Regions from separate parts of the Mus musculus genome. Here regions 2 and 3 are each linked to region 1. The links are chromatin contacts, found by Hi-C or POLR2A ChIA-PET in ENCODE. All regions are on one chromosome and are shown on one strand. The core of a region is the stretch at or near the end of the contact, and the rest is flanking DNA. Distances in the headings are between cores, read along the strand shown.

Region 1 (3,829 bases), core at 440-2,939:
ACATAGTTCTCTCTGATCTTCAGCCACCACACTGGTTCTCTTTGGGAAGGAATAGTGCATCTCCTGAAAAGCTATTGTGTCATTTGCTAAGTATGGAAAAAGACCCTAGTCAGCTAAAAGTCTCCAAAGATACTACCGGAGCAGTGTATCCTTGCCCAGGCTCATGCAGAGCTGATTGCAGGAGACCACGAGGCTAGTGATCCGCTCCGAGGGGGTGAAGTCAACCCGCTGCTTGGTGAAGATGGGCACCTCCTTCTCCAGGTGGGCACTTACATACCCTATAGGTGGGGAAGACAAGAGAAAAAGGCGTCCAGAGGGGGGTGAGGCACCCAGAAACCCAGAGAAACCCCAGTGTTAGCTGATACTTCTGCTTCCCAAGTATATTCCTACCCACAGGGTCTTGGTTCATAAAGAGTTCAACATGAAATAGTTTTCTGGTTGTCTTTATTGGAAGGGTCCTGGGCTCTTCCCACACTTGTGACAGTAGTAAGGGATTGGTTCTCTGTGCCTGAGATGAGGTTGTATCATGATATGCACGTTCCCAGTGGTAACGGGGGTGGGGGGAGACAGTACAGGGAGGATGGTTTTGGCATTCTCCCTTATGGTCTTTGGCCAAGAGAAACTAAAGTCCCTTCCTTGCTGTCCACACAGTATGGTTCAGTGAGTCTCCATTGTATGTAGAGAGTTCTGGGAACCCAGTCCTATCAGTCCAGTTCATAGGCTACAGTTGCTTTCTCGATAGTCCGCTGCAATATCATCATAGTGTGGGTAACCCTGCGCTGCTCTCCTACACTCTAAACTGCAGCCAGCTTTACCCCGGGACAATCATCTCCATTGTTCCTGTTCAGTAACAAAATTCCCTTTTGGATCGACCCTCCTTCACTTATAACATTCACGTTCCACCAAGTTCAGTGCTCATTCTGCCTCCTCTGCTACCTCAAGATGAAGTCTGGTGGGAACGAACACATACACAGACTCCAAAAGCTTTAAAAAAAATCCATAGAACAAGACACAGAAGCCTGGAACCTATATTCAGTTCTCCCAACTGCAGCCTATAGACAAAAGTAACAAGTACTTCCTTATCTGAGCCCAAGTTCCCTCTTTTGAAGGACCTTTGAGTTAAGGCCTAGATCACGAGGCTGTTCCTGTGGCTCTTTCAAACTTCGACCAATGACAAGCTGGGCAAGACAAGAAAGGCCTGGGGCTTAGATCCTAAACACACGCTGCAAGCTCTAGAGCTTCTCTCCCCCGTAAATGCTACCATAACAGAAAGGGGCAGAGGCGGCCTCTTCTAACTTACCAGAATGGGGGATGCCCACGCTAGGGCAACCAGTCTGCAAGACGGCCGAGCGGGACAATGAGTCCTCGTACTCATCCAGGATGGACGCCATGGCAATCAAGTTCTGGATCTCTGATCTGGGGGCTGGGGGTCACAACTGGGACCCCGGTCGTCCTGGATTTGCAAGTTGTGCTTCCCCAGCGTCTGACAGATCCTGAGAACCTTTTAAAAATTCTGGGGCCCTTTTCGCTTTCTCTGTGAAGGACGAGACGATCGAGGAGCCCCAACTAGTCCATGGCGCAGCTTTGCACCCCAGCTCCAGTCCCAAGAGATTATAGGCTCCCCTTAGCAGATCCCAGGTAATCACAACCTCGCCCAGGCAGCTCAGCTGACTCCCGCCCCCGTGACGCGTGCTTATGACGTGCTTCCGGGTTTTTCAGCCGCGAGTGTTAACTGGAGTCCTGGGCACCTGAGCCTCCACAAGGAGGCGTTGTCGGAGACTCGGCGCGGCGGGGGAGGAGCGCTTGCGGGCCACCCTGCTGCTGCAGTTCCTCATGTTGGCGCTAGGAGGCAGCCCGGGATTTCCCAGCGGCGTCCAGTAACAGGCTTGCGCGGATCCTAGGCTTCCGCAGCTCAGACTTCACTCCCTCAGACTGTCACTGAAAGGCCGGCGGTGCTCCTCCATCTGTCACACTACCTCCTGTTCCTCAATCGAATTGCTGCCTCAGTCCACCTTCACAGGCACAGGCAGAACAGTCTGAGTGTCCCTTCTTTCACCCCAGGGCCCCCTAGCTTCCAGAGGAAGTAGCTGAATGGGTCACAAGTGTGGCTCAGTGGTGCATAAGCACCTTGCCCAGCGGGTATAAGACCTGGATTTTTTTTTTTTTTCCTTACACCGCAAAAAGAAAACCATACAAAATTTAATCTCCAGCAGTGGGAAGGCTGAGGCAGGAGGATTACTAAGGACTGGGCTACAGACCCCCAGAAAACAAAACAGAAAGAAATTGACAACGCAATGGCCAGGTTAAGTAAGCTGCCTCATAGTAGCTCCTTAGTGTAGGGGGAGAGGCAAGGGTCACCGGGAAAACTGAAGCAGGCTACTTCCAGGCACTCTATACGTTGAGTGATGTTGACTGTCCTTGTCTAGCATGTGGGAAGCCTTAGGATCAAGCCCTAGTATCAGAAAAAGAAAAGGGGGTTATATATAGTCTTCAGGAAAGTCACGAGCGAAACCCTATAAGCCGTGTAATGGGGTGGAGAGGAAGCGGGGCTGGCCTTGGGCAGACTGTGGAAGCTATCGTGTGATCCACTGGAGGCTATAACTGGGGATAAGATCTGATGTTGGTACTGGGAAGCAGGTGTTTGAAAAGGACATGAGACCTGAGGCAGAAGACAGGCCTTATGTATCCATCCGGGAGAGAGAGAGCTGGGAAGTGGGAGACCATCTCAGAGGAAGGCACCAGAGACCTAGTGACAGGTTAGGTATGGCAGGCAGATGAAGGAGAGTGTGGGGACAGCTGGAGACCTGGCTGGTGGGAACAGAGGAGGAGCCAAATGAGAGGGGGTGGAGGTCACATGACTGAGCTCAGGGCACTGCTAGGGAACTTACTGGGGAACCCCAGCTTTACCTGTAACCTGCTCCAGGGCAGTCACCAATAACTAACTAGTGAATGTTTATTAGACATTTGCATAAACGAACTCTCTCATGGCTCAGTTTCTACATTTATAAAATGAGAAAAAAAAAATCTCTTAACGGTGTGCGGACAGTCGGATGTTATACAAATCACTGAGTGGTGAGTTTGTGTTTAAATATTACTAGTATTTAATAGCGGATTGTTGACTAAATTAAGATCCAGACCCGAAGAATCAAACCCAGCGCCTCACAGATACTGTGTGAGTGCTACATCGTGGGCTCCATCCTCAGCCTTGGATTTGCTGTTGAATTGAAAAGGTTTAGATTTTAATGAAATTGGAGACTATGGATCTAGCTTACTTGGCAGACAAGAGGGTTTGTTTAGTTTCATAGGATGAGGCCCTCAGCACAGCACAGAACTAGGTATGGTGACTATGGTCCCAGCAGTCAGGAAGTGGGAATAGGAGGGTTAGAATCTCAAGGTCAAAATTATAAAAGAAGCCGGGCAGTGGTGGGGCACGCCTTTAATCCCAGCACTCAGGAGGCAGAGGCAGGTGGATTTCTGAGTTCGAGGCCAGCCTGGTCTACAGAGTCAGTTCCAGGACAGCCAGGGCTACACAGAGAAACCCTGTCTCGGAAAAAAAAAAAAACAATAAATAAATATAGATAATAAATAAATAAATAAATAAATAAATAAATAAATAAATAAATAAAATTATAAGAGAATAAGAGAGAGCAGTGGGGGGGGCATGTTATAGTAGCATACATACTAAAAGATTGAAACAATACAGAGAAGGTTAGCATAGGCCCCTGTGCTTGGAAATTCTTGAAGCATTCAATTTTAAGAAAGAAAAAGAAAAAGGAAGGAAGGAAGAAAGGAAGGAAGGAAGGAAGGAAGAAAGAAAGAAAGAAAGAAA
Region 2 (3,829 bases), core at 606-3,105, 51 kb after region 1:
GAGGCTCAGTTTCCTACTACTCTACAAGTAGCACCGTCTTCCAGAAGACTGGGGACAGATGGGAACGCACAGTGAGTAAAATGTTAAGAGAGCCAGCATTAGTTATAACTGTGACCCACTCCTGTCCCAAATCCCCACCTGTCAACACCAACAGGCAGAGACAGTAGGCTGCTGCAGTCCTGCTCACAGGCCACTGCCCAGTCAGGCCAAAGACTTATTCCCCATTTTGCCTCCATCATCGAGACAAGGTAAACAGACAGCCAGGCCTACCATATCCTAAGCAGGTCCAGCCCTGCTTGGCTCACGTGGACAGGCACACACACCTGCTGGGCCAGCTGACATCCCTCACCTACCAGATACACATACCAGCAGGTTGACTCACCCCAGTGGCCCTCCTCACCCCTCACCAGAGAGTGTCTAGGAGACTGGACCCACAGCACAGTCCCTCTCCCACAGGAAAACCTTTGCCTGAGTTTGTCCTGTATTGTCTGGAGGCCTGGTTATATCATTGGTCCCACCTGCAAAAGGCCAATCTATTCCCAGGGCAGAGACACTAACCTGTACCTTATGCAGCCACCGGAGGAGACCATGGTCAGGCTCATTTTGTCAAGGCCTCAAACGGCCCAGGACAACACTTGGCCAGGATGCCTTTCTAGTAGTCACTTGGGCGCATCAACGTTCCCTGACTTAGCCTATCAGAGACAGAGGTAGCGAAACCTAGAAAGTCACTTCACTTCTCTCATAGGCACATCCTGGGCTAGGCCTTCAACCCCCAACTCTGAACACCCTTCAGGAGCCAGAACCTGAGCCCTGAGATGCCATCCTTCCCCAATCTCCCATCCCCTTTGTTTACAAAATACTGCCTACTTCAAAGGGAGTCGATGGAAGGGCTCTCCTCCCTAACTCCTTTTTGTTGTCTTCGCCAAGCCTCCCTAACCTGCCTAGCCCTTCTGGCCAGCAACTTTCCTCACCTCCAAAGCCTCGAGTCCGCAGCTCGCGGTAGGAGCGGTAAAGCTCCTGAGTAAGATAGTTGATGAAGCCCTCCTTCGGAGCGAACTTGCACACGAAGTTCTGCTCGTACAGGCAGTTCATGAGGAAGCAGGCAGAGATGGCGTCCTCGCCGCCGTCTGGCTGCAGCTCCACCAGCGCCAGGTTGCAGTTCTGAGTGGTGCAGCAGGAGCGCACGCAGTCCCAGCCGCGGCGCGCCGTCGGGGAACCCAGGAAGGTGGCCCCGTTGCTGACTGAGGCTTCGGTGTCCAGCACAAAGGACGGCACCCCGCTGGTAAAGCGGCTCAAGCAGGCGGCTCCCCCGGGAAGCTCAGCGGGTGCGGACGGCAGCTCGGCCTCGGTGGCCTGGAGGCCAAGCGCGCAAAGGAGCCATACGCCGACCGCAGAGATGCTGGCCCGCGCCAGGCGGCGGCCCGCCATCGTGCTCCCAGGGGCCGTCGCCCTCCTCCCCGAGGCGGGGGTCACCTTCACAGTGCGAGCCTCCGGGTTCCGAGGGTGCTTGTGACCTGAGATGGGAGGAGGCAGAGGAGACACACCTGATCAGCTCGGGTAGGGGCGCGGGGCACTGGGAACAAGGAGGCGCACGCAGGACGATCCGCCCACGCACACTCGGACCGGACCGCCGACGTCCGGCAGAGCACCGCTCAGGAGCTCGCGTACCCCAACACAGAGCGGACGTCCGCCAAACATGCCCGGAGCCCGCTGGGCGTCCGCCTACCGTCCGCCCCAGCTACCTGCGCAGGTGAACGGGGTGGGACCGCCGACGATCCCGCCCGGCTTCCGCCCGGCTCTGGCTGCACGGAAGATTGGCTGCCTCCTCCCGGCCTTTCTAGTTTCTGGTGAAACTGAGTCAGAGCGCGGGGCGGGACTGGCATTAACCCCTGCGCCGCCGGCCCCGCCCACGCCGGTTGTACTCCCACCGGTCCTGCCCAGCAGAACTTCCGGCTGGACCCGCCGGGCGGCTCAGCCACCCCAGACCCAGCCGCAGCGCCCGTGGTTTCCGAACGCCCAGCGGCGTGGGTGAGGCCCGCGTGCCCTGGAGGCGGCTCTACCCTGGCTCCACGGAGTCCAGCCACTCGTTGGGTCCCTGAACACCAGAAGTGCGTCCCTAAGCCCACATTGGGCCGCGACACCCCTGCAAGGTGGCGCAGGTGCGGTTGCCTCCGGCCTTCCTTTCCGGTTAGAGCCGGCATTCCCTACCCTTGGCTGGGGGCGTTTGGGAAGGAGTTGGAGGAGAAATGTCGGGGAAAGCTTATGCAAACGATTTCGCTGTCTGTGGCCTGCCCTTGGGACATCATTTCCAGTTTTCCAGTAAGAAGAGAACCCCAAAGTTGGATAGGCTGCGTTTGTGTAAACCAGATCCTGGGATTCGTGCTTCACTGATGCAGCTCAGGACAGCCCTTCCTTCTGCGAGAGTGGACCAACAGGTGATTCCTGGTATCCTGGCTTCCCTGTTTCACCCACAGGAGTGCATTCCCTTTTGTTTGCGCCTCTCCCTCATTCTTGTAAACATTTCCTTTTGAACTCTTCATCTTTTGTTGGTAAATTGTCCCCTTCCCTGAATCTCAGGTTTACTCTCCCATCCCAAGGGGAACTCCCAGTGAGTAGTTGACCACTCTCTTCCACATAAATTCCCTGTTTGGACACCTGGAGGCTCCAGCTCTCTGAAGGGTTCAGTTAATCTCCCACGCAACAGGGAACACCTTCATACCAAGCTCATTGCTTTTCCTAAATGAAAAACACGCAGTCCTTTCTTCACATCCCAGATGTCTACAGGACATCTACACTCCTGTTTTCTTTCAAATTAACTTATTTCTGAGACAAGGCCTTGAAAAGCATCTCTGGTTCTGCATCATTTCCTAGTGTTGCAATTACAGAGATGAGTCACTATATCTGGCAAGATTTGTCTTATTTATGCCCCCCAGCCCCCCAGGAGAGACGGATCAACAGTTCAGAGCAATTGCTACTCTTGTGGAGGACCAGAGTTCAATTCCCAGCATCCACATCTCAGGGCTCACAGCCTCTTGAACTCTAGCTCCAAGGGGTCTGAAACCCTCTTCTGGCCTCCTCAAACACCTGTGCAAATGTGGTATTTATTCACACATACACACACATACACGTATCATAAATATATATATATCTTTAAGACTATAAAACATTTGGCCTAGTGATGGCACTGCTGATGGCGCTGGTGTTGGTACAGCACTTGGGGAGGCTGGCAGATCTCCTGAGTTCAAGACCTGCCTGGTCTACAGAGTCCAGTACAGCCAGGGTTACATGGAAAAACCCAGTCTCAAAAAATCAAAGCAACAACAAAGATTCTAAAGAGTGTTCTGTGTATGAGTGCCTGTATGTTATATGCATTTTGTGTCTGCTTTGTGCCTGTTAAAACCAGAAGAGGACACTTGAATTCTTCTAGAACTGAAGTAAGGCAATTGTGAACTTCCACATGGGGCCTGGGAATGGAATCAAGGTTCTTAAAGAAAGATTCTACGTCTTTTCATACTATTTTACCTCCCCCCACTATGAAAACCATCTCCCCATCACTTACCGACAGTAGTCTCATGTGTTGATCTTGGAGCCAAGGATGACCTGCCTTCACTGATTGCAAACCCTCCAGCCACTCACATTCCGGACACTGGGAGCGGAAACACGTGGGTGTCAGGCCCTCTCTGGATCTTCTGATGTTCCACAGCCACTGGCATAGTGATGCCCATCATGGTATGCTGGGGAAGAAACATGATTGTGCATTTCCTGGGAAGAAAGAACTTTGTCACAGTTTGATTTCTGCCTTCCCAAATAGCTTATACCTAAGAGAACA
Region 3 (3,829 bases), core at 533-3,032, 37 kb before region 1:
CAAGGGGTTCTGTTCTAGACGTAGGTAATGGTTTTTCTTTTTCCTTTTCAAAGTGAGAATTGTTGTGCTGGTGAAATATCCTTTTCCTCTGTGTCAGAACAACATCCCAAAGCCATTATTCCCTTTCCAAAGGAGCGGAATTCGCAAAAGGTGTAAAATACAGGAAGAGGCCCGTCAGCGGCGCTGGCAGCCTCGGCCTTTCTCACCGCCGTGCTCCCCGCGTTCCCACGCCAAAAATAACCCGCAGGAAACGCAATTGTGCTCTGAGTCCAGGCAGCGAGCGGAATCCGAGCGTCCAGCGCGGGGCGCAGCTCCGGCCAAGCTAAGCGTCCTGGCCCCCACCCCCCAAGCCTGCGTCCCCAACCCCCACCCCCGCCTATAACTGGTTAACTCTTTCGGCGCTGTGTGATGTCGCCCCCCTGTGGCCGAGAAGTTAGATACTCACCTGGCCGCAGGTCGTCTCCCGGTGTGTGCCAAGCTTGGATGTTGAGTGAGAAGGTTCCCTGGGAAGCAAAAGGGGGGGTGGGGGACATTAGAGATAGCGATATCAGCAGGGAGGGAAAGGAGGGGGTGCCTCGCAGCAGCCTGTTTAATTAATCTAATTGCAGGATATAGTTACGGAGCTCGGCTCAACATAACTGGTGTTCGCGCAGCGCTGCGCGCGAGCTGAGAAGGCAGGGGAGGGATGAGGGATGCGGGAGTGTAAGTGAGAGCCGGGGGGTGGGCGGGCGGCGCCGCGTTGGGGGTTTGGTAATGAAATTCGTATCCCAAGAATTGGGGAGAAGGAAAGGGAAGAAACTGGGAGGAAAGACTAACCAAAGCCTCTCCGGGATGATCCTATGAGAGAACAGGGGGGCGGGGGCAGAAGAGAAAGAGCCCTTGGGGCTCTCCAGAGAGCGCTTTGGAAAGGAGCTCTGGTGTCCCGGCGCTCCCTTCTTTCCCTTCGGTTATCTCCCGGTGCATTTAAGTTGTGCTTACCGGCCAGGTGAAATTGAAGGGCAACTGCAGAGGGTTGCGACCACTGCCGCTATTCTTGTCCCTGACGACGAAGGAGTTGGTGCCCAATACCGGCGTGGAGACATTGCCAAAGGTGCAGGGTCCCTCGGAGAAGGTTGCCTGGAAGTGCTTAAGGCAGATGCGGAAGAAAGTCCGGCAGCCCGGTTCGCAGGACTGCCCATTGGCCAGCATACCGCGCTGGTTGACGAACTCCTGCAGCCGCAGCTGGAAGATGCCGGAGCCCGCAGCGCGCTGCTGCACAGGGACCGAGAGAAGGAGGGAGGAGAGCGGTCAGGCTCAGCCGGGGCCGGGGCGCAAGCCCGGAGCGCTGCGGGAGGGGGCGGAGAGGACGTGAGACATTACCTGCGGCCACAGTACCGCCAGCAGCAGTAGCGCCCAGCGACAGGCGCTCCGGGACGCAGGCGTCATCCCTTGGGGTGTCCTCTCCACTCCGGGACTCCGAATCTGCTTGTTAGGGATGTCGCTCTCCCGCAAGTCCCGTCTGCCAGCCGAGTTCCTGAAAAGCTGATTCCCCTCGGGACGCTGCTCCCTTGTCGCCTTCTCAAAAACTCCGCTGCTCGATGCCTCGGTAGGTAATCCAGGTGAGGGCGACTGGGCGGTGGCTGCTCTAAGTACGTGTCCTGGAGCAAATCCTAGGGTCTCGAGCGGGCTAGTGAGGGAGTACACTGCACCCAAGTGACTTTGGCTGCAGCTCTTGGCCTCGGGTTCCTAGCCTGCGAGCAGCGCCGCTACTGAAACCTGCTTGCTCCAGAGCCTTTCTTATATATATTGGCTGCTCTTCGCAGCCTGTCAGTCAGACAGACTCACGGTCACTCTCCCCTCCCCTCCAGGCCTCTAGTGGCTACAGTCCCAGCACCCACCGGAGGGGGCCTCCGCCCCCGCCGCTCCCCCTGTCAGCCAGCCAGTAGGGCGCAGGTCCCCGCCCCTCTTCCAACTTCTGGGCTTCCAGCTCTGCGCGTGCCCGGCGAGCAGTCCTTAGAGATCGTCTGCTTAAAGGCTGAGACCCTCGCCACCAGAGGATAGGAGGGTAGCCCAGTGATGCGGCGGGAGGTGAGGTGGTTCCCGAATGGTCCAGGGGGTGGAAACTCTAAGGGGTCCCCGTAGGCGGTGCACCTGATCCAGGCATTAGATACCTACAGTCCTCTAGCAGGTGGGGAAAGCTTAAACTAGGAAAGCAAAAAGCAGGACCAGGGGATTTGGATCTCCCTTTCCTTTCCAGACTTTAGGTAGCTCCTGCCTCGCTGGCCTCCAGCCTATGTGTGCCCACCCTCCACGCGTCCCCAGCACCGCAGGGAAGCCATCCGACGCCTTAACCTTTCCCTGGCTATTCCAAGCAAGGCAAAGGGCCAAGCGTCTAGGACTCTGGTCTTCTCTGCACCTGGTAGGCGTGTCACCTCAAGCAGCAGGGCGTGCCCAGCGCGTGCCTTCTCTCTTTGTCCCCCACCCCCACTCCCTCCTGGCTCGTGCTAGAGCCAGGACTAGAGGTTCGAAAGAGAGGTGGGGGGCGTGGTTCTCGAAGTGGGGGGGGGGTCCTCAGCTGTATGGTAATGAGGTTCTAGTCTTTTCCCTCAGTGCCTATCTCACCTGGGTCGCGCTTGGTCTCCATATCCTCATCCTGGCCCCCACCCGCGTCCCCTAGCTCCGCTGGAGTAGGGAGGAAACTTTCTTAATTCCAGAATTTCCTTGGGCCACTTGAGAGGCAAGGTGAGAGAGCTTGAGGCTGATCAGGTCTAGATCTCTCTGCATAGGGCAGGATGTAGGGTGGAACTGGAGGCGCATAGAGTTGTTTGAGTTTCGGGTGGTTTCACCCATGTCACACGCGCGCCTCTCCCGGGTGGCCTCCGAGCGCAAACCCTGCAGCTGCTTTCCCAGAACCCGTCGTGCTCCCCCGAGGCTGCAGACCGGGGAGGGCTGGCTTCTCCCAGTTTTGGGGGGTGCTAGATTTCTCTCTCTCTCTCTCTCTCTCTCTCTCTCTCTCTCTCTCTCTCTCTCTCTCTCTCTCTCTCTCTCTCTCTCTCTCTCTCTCTCTCTCTCTCTCTCTCCTACAGTGAGAGCGGTGGGGGCCCTGTGGCTTCAGCTGTCAGCCCTCCCGCGTGGTGATTGCTGGCTATGGTCGGACGATAAGATCAGTGCGGGCGGGGGTTGAGGGGAGCAGGGACGCGGCTCCAGCCCCAGGGAGGCCGTGGTAGGGGGAAGTGGAACCCAACAGCTGCCAATGACGAACATGGTCTGATATTTTGACTTGGGTGGTGGTGATGGAGAATTGGGGGGGGGTAAGAAACATGAGGTTGTGAGCGTGGGGTGGGGGGTGGGGTGAGGTGAGGCGACAGGCTCCGGGGTCCCCCACGCACGGCCACCCCTCCCAGCCACCATCTGGCGCGAGCGGGTTGGCGTGGGGAACCGAGGTGAGGCGGGGGCCGGCAGATGGGCCCAGGCTGCACTAGCGAGTTAATGTAGGTTATGGGCAAGCCGAGTCCCAGGCCCGAGGGACGGGGAGCTCGGGGCGTACCTCCCGGCGGTCCTGGCAAGTGGACTTCCAAATCCTCTCTGTCTGCATCCTCTTTGCACCGTAGACCTGCCTGGAGTGCCAGAGGGTGCTCCCTCTCTCTCCTTGGAGCTGGGCTTGCAACCCCACCTGACTCTAATGGTTTTCATCTAACAGTTTTCATCTCAAAATCCTAGCCTGGGAGTTAGTAGAAACTCTAACGCGGGCACTTGCTTGACTCTCAAGGGAGACTCCCACACGGGATATCTATTATTTTGGAAGTGGCCTACCCTCATACACATTAGTATGCCAAAATATTTGGCAAAT

What was found. A loop is a pair of places that touch in the nucleus more often than their neighbours do. ChIA-PET counts read pairs that join two places held with the same protein, here RNA polymerase II (POLR2A).
Region 2: POLR2A ChIA-PET joins it to region 1 with 14 read pairs in embryonic stem cell. The contact joins the promoter of Spint1 here to the promoter of Vps18 in region 1. A Hi-C loop is called at or near these places in 2 of 37 maps with a recorded cell type or tissue (T-helper 2 cell and regulatory T cell). POLR2A ChIA-PET finds 5 or more read pairs at or near these places in 4 of 5 experiments (Patski and embryonic stem cell).
Region 3: POLR2A ChIA-PET joins it to region 1 with 18 read pairs in embryonic stem cell. The contact joins the promoter of Dll4 here to the promoter of Vps18 in region 1. A Hi-C loop is called at or near these places in 4 of 37 maps with a recorded cell type or tissue (adrenal gland, heart, left cerebral cortex and 1 more). POLR2A ChIA-PET finds 5 or more read pairs at or near these places in 3 of 5 experiments (Patski and embryonic stem cell).

Annotation. Positions count from the first base shown.
Region 1 is chr2:119,286,602-119,290,430 of GRCm38, reverse strand. It overlaps Vps18 (VPS18 CORVET/HOPS core subunit), which reads right to left and starts at 1,689. Exons shown (of 5, transcript NM_172269.3): 1 at 1,301-1,689; 2 at 137-278. The coding sequence starts at 1,391.
Region 2 is chr2:119,235,386-119,239,214 of GRCm38, reverse strand. It overlaps Spint1 (serine protease inhibitor, Kunitz type 1), which reads right to left and starts at 1,855. Exons shown (of 11, transcript NM_016907.3): 1 at 1,743-1,855; 2 at 972-1,514. The coding sequence starts at 1,428.
Region 3 is chr2:119,323,737-119,327,565 of GRCm38, reverse strand. Dll4 (delta like canonical Notch ligand 4) reads right to left here and starts at 1,782. Exons shown (of 11, transcript NM_019454.3): 1 at 1,360-1,782; 2 at 979-1,251; 3 at 446-503. The coding sequence starts at 1,425. Gm14207 (predicted gene 14207) reads left to right here and starts at 1,369. Exons shown (of 4, transcript NR_030683.1): 1 at 1,369-1,585; 2 at 2,237-2,398; 3 at 2,590-2,721.